2 separate regions of the Homo sapiens genome follow, and region 2 is linked to region 1. A link is a loop called in an ENCODE intact Hi-C map of the cell type or tissue named here. Cell type or tissue: endothelial cell of umbilical vein. All regions are shown on one strand. Links, peaks and the distances in the headings refer to the core of each region. The heading gives the core; the rest is flanking DNA. Region 1 holds the start of ESPN (espin). Region 2 holds the start of GPR153 (G protein-coupled receptor 153).

Region 1 (5,357 bases), core at 243-5,242:
AGACAGTCAGGGCTCATGTGACGCGCGGGCAGGACAGTTTTGGGTGCGGGCCCCAGTGGCCCGCCCAGGACCGCCTTCGCGCCGCGTGGCCGTTGCTGCGGCAAACTGGCTGGCGTCCCCCGCCCATCTGCTCCGGGCTCCCCTCCCCCGACCGGCTGGCGGGGCAACGGCCACGCCCGCGAACCACACTGCGAACTGCCGGGCAGAGAGATGACTGGAGGGATCCACAGAGCCAGCCAGGAGGAGTTCCCCTATGGGGCGGGGCCAAGGAGGGCTCTGTCCAGGGTGTTGGATGAACCCCCTGTCCCCCGAACCCCACTTCCGAGCTCCACCCCTGCCGCTAGCCCCACGTCTCCCTCCTTCAGGGTTCTCGCCGCAGGGTGGAAGAAGGCCAGCGAACACACTGAGGGGCCCGGAGAAGCCTGGGCCAGGGGAGCCCAGGCCACCCATACCTATCTGTGGCATGGGAAGGAATGTAGGCCACCTTTCATGGACACTTACTGTGTGCCAAGCTCAGGGCTTAACGCTTTAAGGCTCGCTAACCTGCATTAACCCTCATAAAAGACCTAACAAGTAAGAATAAATCCTTCAACAGATTTGGCCCAGCAGGGCTTGGAGGAACCTGAGACCTTGTTCTCCGTGGTTGAGGCCAGTTTGACTCCATAGGCCTCCCCTAAGACAATTAATTGTTCTTTAAGAGCTCAAAAAACTCTGTGGATCTTTTCCCTCTCATCCCCAGGCCAAGCGACTTAGCTTGGCTGACTCAGGTCTGCACCCACAAGTCCGCCTGCAGCATCTGCATCTTGGGGAGGGACTGACCCTAGCTCCTGGGAGAAAAAGGCTGAAGGAGGAGGCTCCCCTTAGAACATCCCCCTCCAGGTTTGCGGACCACCATTTGAAGACTGAATGGCAGGGGAGCAAACACCATTTCCATTGCCAGTTACCCCCAGTTAAAAATATTTCTTCCTCTACTCTCCCATTGGGTAAAGGACTTTAACCAAGTAACCCACAGTTCTCTTCAACTCAAGGATTTTCAGGTTTTGCTGGTTACTTGGAAGGAGTGGTCTGGAATCAGAGGAACGTTAAAGACAGCTAGGTGGGCAAATGTCGGGTGCAGGCTTTAGGGGAACTGGGACCACCTAGGATACAGTAAGGATACACTCCACCCCTGGTCCCTATTCTTGGGAAGTGCCCTGGCCCTTGGGTTGAGGAGAAACCTGGGGTGGGCTGGGGTGAGCCCAGCAGAGGGGTGAGAGAAGCCCTCCTGGGGAGAGAATCCCTAAGCTGATAGCTGGAGGGTGGGAGACTCTAGGGGTGCTGTGGGCAGAAGGAACCTTGGGTGGAGAGGAAAGAAGAGCCCAGAAGGCTCAGCCAGGGAGTGAAAGCTTTGCCACTTCCCATCTGTGTCATCTCAGGCAAAATGCTTTAAAAAAACAAAACAAGGCTGGGCGTGGTGGCTCATGCCTGTAATCTCAGCACTTTGAGAGACCAAGGTGGGCAGATTACTTGAGGTCAGGAATTCGAGACCAGCCTGGCCAACATGATGAAACCCCATCTCTACTAAAAATACAAAAAATAAAAAAATTAGCTAGGCATGGTGGCGGGCAGACACCTGTAATCTCAGCTACTTGGGAGGCTGAGGCAAGAGAATCACTTGAACCTGGGAGGCAGAAGTTGCAGTGAGCCTAGATTATGCCATTGCAATCCAGCCTGGGTGACAAGAGTGAAACTCCATCTCAAAAAACAAACAAACAGGCCGGGCACAGTGGCTCACGCCTGTAATCCTAGCACTTCGGGAGGCCAAGGTGGGCAGATCACGAGGTCAGGAGATCGAGACCATCCTGGCTAACACAATGAAACCCCGTCTCTACTAAAAATACAAAAAATTAGCTGGGCGTGGTGGCAGGCACCTGTAGTCCCAGCTACTCGGGAGGCTGAGGCAGAAAAATGGCGTGAGCCTGGGAGGCGGAGCTTGCAGTGAGCTGAGATTGTGCCACTGCACTCCAGCCTGGGCGACAGAGCAAGACTTGTCTCAAAAAAAAAAAAAAGAAAAAAAGAAAAAAAACCCTCCCTATCTCTCCATGCCTCATTATCCCCGACTGTGAACTGGGAACAATAGTTGTACCTCTCTCATAGCACCTCTGGATTAAATATCCATGTGAAGCATGGTGAGCACTTGGTGGGTGGTACAGATTTCATAAAAGTGCTACTGCTGCCGTGAGCTCCCTAGGGCTGCTGGGGAGGACCCAATTGGCCCGGTGGACATGGGAGAGCCCGGAGAGGACAGAAGCCTGGCAGGAAGGGCCTGGCTCACAGCCTGAGTTTGAGTCATGTCCCGAAAGGAGTCTGAGAGGTTGGTCAGCAGGGGTGGGTGCTCACATGTGGCACTAATGGAGATGTCATTAACAACAGTGGCAGGGGCTCAGGGGCATCTGCTCAGCCCACTGGAATAGCAATAAAGCATCACCTAGCCCTGGCCCACAAAATCACAAAACCATGTGCTAGATGAGCTCGTCCATGACCAAGGTGGCCACCTTAGGAGTGGAGAACACAAATTGCAGGGCCTTTTGGAATGGAGGAGGCCCAGGGGAGGGGTGCCCAAGACAAGCCATTTTAGCACCTCCTCCCAACAGTACCCCTGCCACTTGCTGGCCTCACGGCACACCTGCCTCTGGGCACCCAGAGGAGGGCAGCGCCAGCCGCAGTGAGCCTGTTGCTTTGGCCACCAGCTCCAGCAGCGAGGCTGCGAGGAAATGACTCCTCCTTCCTTTTGTCTGCAAACCACTGGGCAAGCGTCCCAGATTCCAGCGGCCACAGGTCCCATGGAGAGAGTGAGGGCGATCTGGCCTGGTGGAAGTCGTTGGAAACCCACCTGGCTAGGCACAGCCCAGCAGCTCCAGTTACCTGGGCACCTGGGAGCGCGGGAGGCCATCACGCAGGTCGCCACTAGGTGGCAGGCCCAGGGAAAGGACCGGAGGCAGCTGCCGAGTTTAGCACTATGAGTTTAGCACTATGACTCCCACTGTTCCTGGAAGGGGCTTCCTTCATTCTACAGCATTTCCAGTGCTGACTGTGCCAGGCTGGGGCTGGGGCGGAGTGAAACCTTCAGCCCGGGGTGGGGCCAAGCCCCCACGGGACTCCAGAGGGGGTGGGTGTTGGGACAGGAAGGGCACAGGGTGCTTCAAGATCGCTGATAGGCCGCCTGCACTCCCACAGCCATGTAGCTCCCACCTTCTGTCAGCTTTTCCTCGCGTCCTTTGGGCACTAGCCGCTCCCACGGCTGGTGTTCAGTGGAGCCTGCAGGGTGGCTTGGCACACATTCGCTCTCCTGCCCGCGCCCTCTGGCACTTTCCTGAGCCCCTGCAGGGGTCTCAGCCCCCTCTCTCTGGATGCCGGCGCTCCCGCGTCTCCCCACAAGCCCTAACCTCCCACCCATCCCTGCCTTCTGTGTGGCTGGAAGCCCCTCCACACCGACAGCGGCTGCGGGCGGCCTGAGGCCATGGCGTTCCCAGCGCACTAGTGGTTCCCGTCCTGCCTTCCTGCCCTCCCCGCTGGAACCTCTGGGGGCAGTTCTCGGATCTGGAGGGACCCTGGAAGGCAGGGCTCTTTGCAATCTCCGGGGATTTCGACCCAGAGCCCTTCAGGGACGTGGCAGGGCTGCTCCTGCCTCAGGGCCGTTGTCCTCGTGCTCCTCACCCCGCCTGGAATACCCTTCTCGCCGCTCAAACCCAGCCCCACGGCACCTCCTCAGAGACCTTTCCCTGTCCGCCCACGCGGTCCCGACAATCACTCCCCATCACCTCTGGAATTGCGTCGCCGGCGCCTGGAACCGCAGTTAGCGGGCACTGGGCAGATGAATGAATTTGTCTGTGCCTGGACGGCTCTCCAATTCGAACCCAGTTTTGCTGCCCTCTGGGGTCTCAACTGTTACGTGAGGCAAATTAGGAGAGAAGCCCCTGGGCACCTTGCCCCAGTCGCACGAGTGTCCCCGCGTCGCGGCGGGGGCGGGCGGGGAACTCGGGCGGAGGCTGCGGGGCGGGGCGGGGCGGGGTGGGGGCGGGCCCGAGTCTTAAGCCGGCGTCCGCGGGCTCCGGCCCCAGAGCGCGGCGGAGCGGAGCGCCAGGCAGCGCGGAGCGGAGGCCAGGCCCACAGCCGCTCCGCCTCCCGGCCCGCAGATCCCCGACGGCCGCACCGCGGGCTCCTCTGGCCCGCAAGAACACGTGCATGGCGTCCTGGGGAAGGCGCTGAGTGCGGAGTCGCGGCGCCGCACGCGGCACCATGGCCCTGGAGCAGGCGCTGCAGGCGGCGCGGCAGGGCGAGCTGGACGTGCTGAGGTCGCTGCACGCCGCAGGCCTCCTGGGGCCCTCGCTGCGCGACCCGCTGGACGCGCTGCCCGTGCACCACGCGGCCCGCGCTGGGAAGCTGCACTGTCTGCGCTTCCTGGTGGAGGAAGCCGCCCTCCCCGCCGCGGCCCGCGCCCGCAACGGCGCCACACCGGCCCACGACGCCTCCGCCACCGGCCACCTCGCCTGCCTGCAGTGGCTGCTGTCGCAGGGCGGCTGCAGAGTGCAGGTGGGTCCGCGCGGTTCGCCAGGGGCACTGAGGCTTCCTCCTCAGGACAGAGTCCTGGCCCAGAGTCCCCCGGGGCTCAAGGATGGGTGGGGTTTGGCACCTCCTGGCCCAGCTGAACCCTGCACGGAGCTCCTTCCAGAGGCCCTCAAGTGAATGGGCTCCCTGGCTTGCCAGTACTGGGGCAGATGCCCTGGCGAGCCTGGGTGCTCCCTGGAAGCGCACCTGGGTGATGGGAGCCAGAAGGGAGGGGCCTCCGTGGGGCTTGTGGTTACTAGTGTGTACCGGGAGAAGCAAAGCACTGATCCTGTAGTCCTGGAAGTGGGTGGGACGTGAGGCCTGGGCAGCAGAGTCAGACGCCCGTGTCCTCCAGGACCGGATCTGAAAGGAGGCTGGGCAAAGTCCCACAGCCCACCCGAGGCTGAGATTCAGGTGTCCCAGCCAGGGTGTGGGGGAAGGGTGATGAGCCGTGGTAAATGGGGGTCTCCCCATAACCCAGGCTGACCCCAGGACATCAGTGCTGTCAAGCTGTCAGCTGCTTCTCCAACCCAGGCTGATTCTTGCTGCCTCCAGACCCCACCTGGTCACTCTGAGCAGTGACCTCCAAGGGGAGTCCTGGCTGCTGAGAAGCAGGTAGCCAGGCAGCGGTGGGACAGTTCCAGGCACAGGGAACAAGAAGTGCAGAGCCCTGAGGCATGCACGCTCTTGTCCTGTCGGAGGGCCAGCCTCAGGCATCATGTTCAGAGTGGGTGAGGAAGGGAAAAGCTGCCAGGGCCAGGCCAGAGAGT
Region 2 (5,357 bases), core at 241-5,240, 160 kb before region 1:
TGAGTTACTGCGTCTTAAGTACTGTGTTACAACAGCACAAATGCCCTAAGGCGGGGAAGGCCCTGGCGCACCATGACCTATCTGGCCCTGGCTTACATCAGGCTGCACTCTCCTCTCCACGCCCCGGGAGGACCCTCCTGCCCATGTCCCTGACACCCAGGGGCTGTATACGGGGTGCCCAATAAGTGCGTATTCCCTCACTTCCGTCCACTCCTGGTCAAAGCTCAATATCTGGGCTCCCTTCCAGGTTACCTGCATCCTCAGGGAACCATCCAAGGTGGGCCCAGATGGGCACTCTTGCCCCGTGCATGACCTGGCACCATCCCAGAACAAGTCCTCTTGCCATCAAATGTTCCAGAATCCTCACACAGCCCATGCCAGAGCCCCCCACAGTGGACATCTCTGACGTACTTGCCTTAATTTATTTTACTTCATCAGGCCACGTAAGGACATGTCCCGGAAGACCACACCCCCTGAACCTCCATTTCCCTCTCCTGTTCCCCAAGTGACCTGTTGGGGAACGGAGATGGTCACCACCTTCCTGACCACCCTGAGAGGGGGCAGGCAGTCTGCTATGTCAGCCCCCAGCTGGTCTTCCAGAGCCAGGACCCCGCGCTGAGGTTAAAGCCCCCACACAGCAGCGGTGTGGCTGGGGCAAGGTCCCTGCACCTTCTCCTCTAAGAGACTGCCATGCTTCTTCCGCGGGGAGGCTGAGGTGGACAGGAGCCACATCTCTATAGCCCTGGGCCCAGGTCTGGCACACACTGGGTGCTCTGGGGTAGTGGCCAGTCTCATGCTCTGGTTGGCTTGGGCAGCAAGGGCCTGGAGACGGCCAGTAGACCAGACCAGAGCTTGACTCTGAAGTCAGAGGAAGTGCCGATGGCCTTTCCATGTGAGTCAGGGACATAGGATGCTGGGCAGCAGGCATGTGGCGGGGAGCGGGGAAGCACCCATCCTGCCAGAGGGCTGGGCAGCGAGTCCTTCCCTCACCCTTCCCAGCCTGGCAGCCCTCTGGCTGCAGCCCAGGCAGGCAGTGTGGGAGAAGCCCAGTACCAAGTGAAGGCCTACTTGTGCTCTGCTCACACTTAACTGGCCCTTCTTACCCAGGGGCCATTTAGCCTCATTTGCTCTCTTTCTCATGCCCCGGTCCTTATGGGCATCTATAGTACCAGATACGCCCCATGTCCCCCAGAGAGGAAGTATCTCCAGCTCAAGGTGGGGGGCCACTGCCGCCTTAGCCAAGGCCCCTGGCTCTCGGGCAGGGAAGGCAGCGATGCCCCAGCCAGCAGCTGGCAAGCCTCCTGCTTGTCTTGTCCAGAGTTCTTTCTTTTTTTTTGAGATGGAGTTTTACTCTTATTACCCAGGGTGGATCTCGGCTCACTGCAACCTCCGCCTCCTGGGTTCAAACAATTCTCCTGCCTCAGCCTCCCAAGTAGCTGGGATTACAGGTGCCCGCCACCACGCCCAGCTATTTTTTTGTATTTTTAGTAGAGACGAGGTTTCATCATGTTGGCCAGGCTGGTCTCGAACTCCTGACCTCAGGTGATCCACCCGCTTCGGCCTCCCGAAGTGCTGGGATTACAGGCATGAGCCACCGCGCCCAGCCTTGTGCTGTCTCTTATGGGCCAAGACACTGAGCTTGGAGGTGCCGGGGAGCCTCAGACCTGTGGGCAGATACATATTCACTGGGACCAGGACCTGGGGCAGAGTAGCCTCAGGAGTGAGGGGAGCACTGGGCCACCTCCAGCCTTTGGGGTGCCTGGCAGCCTTTTGGGGGTTCAGAGCAGACAGAGTGTGAGTAAGCGCTGTGAGCAAGAGGGCTGCAGACACCAGTGGTCTTTACGCTCTCAAATAGGAAAGTGGACTCAGCATGCACCTAGCAGGTCAGCATCTATTTCTACCTGCCCAAGGCAGCCTCGGCTGTGAGACTGGGAGGCCTTCCCTCAGATGCCCAACAAGCTCTGTCTAGCCCCGTGAACAAGCTCTGTCTAGCCCCGTGACCTTGGCCCCGCCCACCCTGTCCATGTGTTGATTACTGGTGCAGGGTGGTAAGGAAAGAGCCACAGGCTGCAACCAGCCCAGCCCTTCGCGGTGCCAGTTCTTCCTCTCGTCTAGCCTAATGCTGCATTACTGCTGGGAAAGGCTTTAGGTCTGAAGGCAGGGTGCAGTGGCTCATGCCTGTAATCCTAGCACTCGGGGAGGCCAAGGTGAGTGGATGGCTTGAGCCCGGGAGTTCGAGACCAGCTTGGGCAACATGGGGAAAACCCATCTGTACAACAAATAAAAAAATTGGCCAGGCGTAGTGGTGTGAGCCTATAGTCCCAGCTACTTGGAAGGCTGAGGTGTGAGGATCACCTGAGCCTGGGGAGGTCAAGGATACAGTGAGCCATGATTGTGCCACTGCACTCTAGCCTGAGCAACAGAGTGAGACCCTGTCTTAAAAAGAAAAAGGCTCTAGGTCTGTGGGCAGGGGCACGTGCATCCTCTTGCACACGGGCATGCTCCTCCAGTGAGTGCCCCCACAATTCATCCCCATTGTAAAGTTTGTCCAGCAGAAGCAGGGAGAGGTAAAGCTGTTTGCCCGGCCAGCACTTGCCTGAGCCAGGATCCAAACTCCACTTGCCTGACACCAAAGTCCTGGCCTCTCAAACCCTAAAATGTTGGGGAAAAGGGCATTTTTTTTTTTTTTGTCCCTAGAGCTGAGGTCTTTCTGAGCCTCAGGTCTGCAGGGCAGGTCTCACCGTCCCCACACTGCAGATGGGAACACTTCAGGCAGAAGCTCAGGGCAACACGGAGAGAATAGTGTCAGGGCTGGGTTTGGGGCCAGGCACTCCTGGGCACTGTAGTCTTGGCATGGGAGAGGAACGTCCTGGGGGACAGGGCGTGGACACCGGGTTCCAAGTGCAGAGTGACAGAGGACTGGTTGTGTGGGAACAAAGTGTCCCTCTGGCTCTGGGTCAGTGACCACAGATCCACGGATTGCACCCTTTCTGTTCATTCTTCATAGAATGGAGCGGCCACTAGGGCCAGACCCCAGGCTGGGCTCCCCACAGTGCCGACGGGACCCAGTCTCCTGCTGGGAAGTGTCTCCTGCAGGGCACTTAAAGCCCTGTCTTCTGCTGGGAAGTTTCTCCTGCAGGGCACTTAAAGCATTCCGCAGCATCTCAGGACCCGGCTTCCCACTTCCCCGCCCACTGCAGGGCCAACTGCAGGTGCAACTAGCCTGGGACCCACCCGGGCCATGAGGCCTCCCTCCGCAAGACATGCGGGCGGGGCCGGGGCGTGACGTCACAGCTCCGGGCCAATGAGGCCGCGCGGCCCCGAGGCCCCATTGCGCAACAAAGAGAACCCAGAACTTGAAAGGATTCCCCGGGCTCTGGCTGCGCCCCGGCTTCCGCCCCCACGCCGGTCTCCGCCCGCGCTGCAGCCGATGTGTTCCACGGGGCCCGGCCTGGCCGTCGCCCAGGGAGGGACGCGCAGCGCGAGGCCTGGACATCTCCGGCACGCCCCCCCCAGCCCCCGCCCCTACAGTCCCAACCCCCTGGGGCTCCGATCCCCCCCCCCCCCCGCAATCCCCGCTCCGACTCGCGTGCTCTCGCCTGCTGGTCCCCAGTGGGTGCCCCGAGTCCTGCCCCACCCCGAGGGCGCGTCCGAGCGACAGGCTGGGAAACCTGGCGGGACTGCGGCCCCCGGACCCCTCTGGGTTGCGCCGAGCAGGGGCGGGCTCAGGATCCCCAGACCGCGCCCCGCCCCCGTCCCCTGAGAAGCCCAGGGGGCGGCGCTGCTAGGCCCCGATGCAGGGGGACGGAGGGAGGGGCTGGCCCCAGGGAAGTTACCCCGAAGGTCCCCAAGTTGGGGGGGTGCCAGCGCTAAGCGCCGCTCGTGGGCCCTCGGACGGACCCCGCGACCGATAGGGCGCGGAAAGCCCCCTCCCTTCCCGCCGAGTCCTCCCGCCGGGGTCCTCCCGTCCGTCCGCCCTCGGGCCAGGGCGGCGACGCTCACCCTGCATTCGAGCGCCCGGGGCTCCGGCTCGCTGCTCCCGCCTCCGGCTCCGGCTGCGGTTCCCGCGCCCCCGGGCCGAGCGCAGGCCGCCGAGGGCCGCGGGGGTGGCTGGCGGCGGAGCGGCCCGCGGGCCGGGGCATGCTGGCGGCGGCCACCGGCGGCCGGCGCGCTCCGCTAGGTGGGCTCGGCCCCGCCGCCCCTCCCTCCCCTAGGCGCCGCCGCCGCCGCCGCGCTTCGCTCAGCTCCCGCCGCTCCGCTGCTGCGCCGGGCGGCCGGGGGCGGGGGGCGGAGCAGGGCGCATGTCTCCGCCGGGGCCTCCGCACCGCCCCTCGGCCCGCCCCGCCCCCGCCCGCTCAGAGGCGCGGCCGTCTGTCGGTCTGTCAGCCCGTCCGTCCTTCCGTCAGTCCGTCCGTACGCAGCCCACCCGTGTCCCCGCGTCCGCCCGCGGCCGGCCCGAGCCTCCCTGGGCTGGTGGCGCCTCCTGACAGCGCCGCGCCCCTGGCTCCCAGCTCGGCTCGGTGCACACTCCGGACGCCGCCTTCGGACGCCGGGGCAAGACCCAGGCCCGGAGCTCTGGGGGCCCGGGGGCCAGAGGGAGCTGGGGCAGGAATGGACACTGAGAACCTGGGGCCAGGGCTGGGGCTCAGGGAGACCTTCCTGGAGGAAGCCGCATCTAAGATGAACAATCGGGGCGGGGCGTGGAGAGGACAAGGGACGCATGGCCAGCGGCTTCTAGGAACCGGGAATCCAGTCTGAAGCAGGGGCAGCGAGGGGCAAGGTTGGGCCAGTTACGGATTCACGCTGCTCCCCGGGCCTGGGGGGTCCACTGAGGGAATAAAGTGCACGGGCCACCGGGCTGCCGAGTGGTCCCCGCCACCCCCACAGGCTCAGAAATTGTTCTCTCTGAAACTCTGAGCACCACCGCCCAGCCGGGAGAGGCCAGGGTCTGCAGCCCAGCGCCTGAAGCCTTCTCCTACTCCCCTCCTCCCCTCCTCCCATTCTTCCCGCCCCTCCGCCCCTCCCTCCCAAGCCCTCATGCTATCACCACTCCTCATAGAGCACAGGCTGTCACCCACAGACTGACAGCCTCAGCTGGCCCCATGCAGGCGGAAAGCCTCCTGCTTCTTGATGGGGGCCCTGGAGAGGACGCCTCCTGAGGATCGTGCCTGTCTTTTCTAGAAAGCACCTGACCACACACACAATGGGCACAAGGCCTCTGGGGCTGCCTGGCATAGTGTCCTTCCGTGCCTCTGGGACACATCCATGACTAGGCACCCCTGTGTCTGGAGGAAACTAGGCACCCGACCAGGAGGAGACCCAAACCAATTGCAGCCAAAACGGATGCTTGGAGCTTG

Evidence for each region. A loop is a pair of places that touch in the nucleus more often than their neighbours do. Peaks named below come from ENCODE experiments on the same cell type or tissue, not always from the same donor. Only the 100,000 strongest peaks of a DNase experiment are listed, where the experiment ranks them.
Region 2: a loop joins it to region 1, with 2.3 times the contacts of the local background. A loop is called at or near these places in 3 of 110 quality-filtered maps.

Annotation. Positions count from the first base shown.
Region 1 is chr1:6,420,678-6,426,034 of GRCh38, forward strand. ESPN (espin) reads left to right here and starts at 4,099. Exons shown (of 13, transcript NM_031475.3): 1 at 4,099-4,572. The coding sequence starts at 4,279. RefSeq lists enhancers at 2,814-3,428, 3,429-4,042 and silencers at 4,039-4,198, 4,229-4,278. In endothelial cell of umbilical vein, for the core only: a CTCF peak has its summit at 2,914 (motif pointing right); DNase peaks (open chromatin) are centred at 2,314 and 2,774; H3K27ac peaks cover 1,528 bases.
Region 2 is chr1:6,256,823-6,262,179 of GRCh38, forward strand. GPR153 (G protein-coupled receptor 153) reads right to left here and starts at 4,276. Exons shown (of 6, transcript NM_207370.4): 1 at 4,003-4,276. RefSeq lists silencers at 3,306-3,495, 3,666-3,825, 3,846-4,015, 4,196-4,515. In endothelial cell of umbilical vein, for the core only: no CTCF peak of the experiment used is centred there; a DNase peak (open chromatin) is centred at 3,299; H3K4me3 peaks cover 1,473 bases.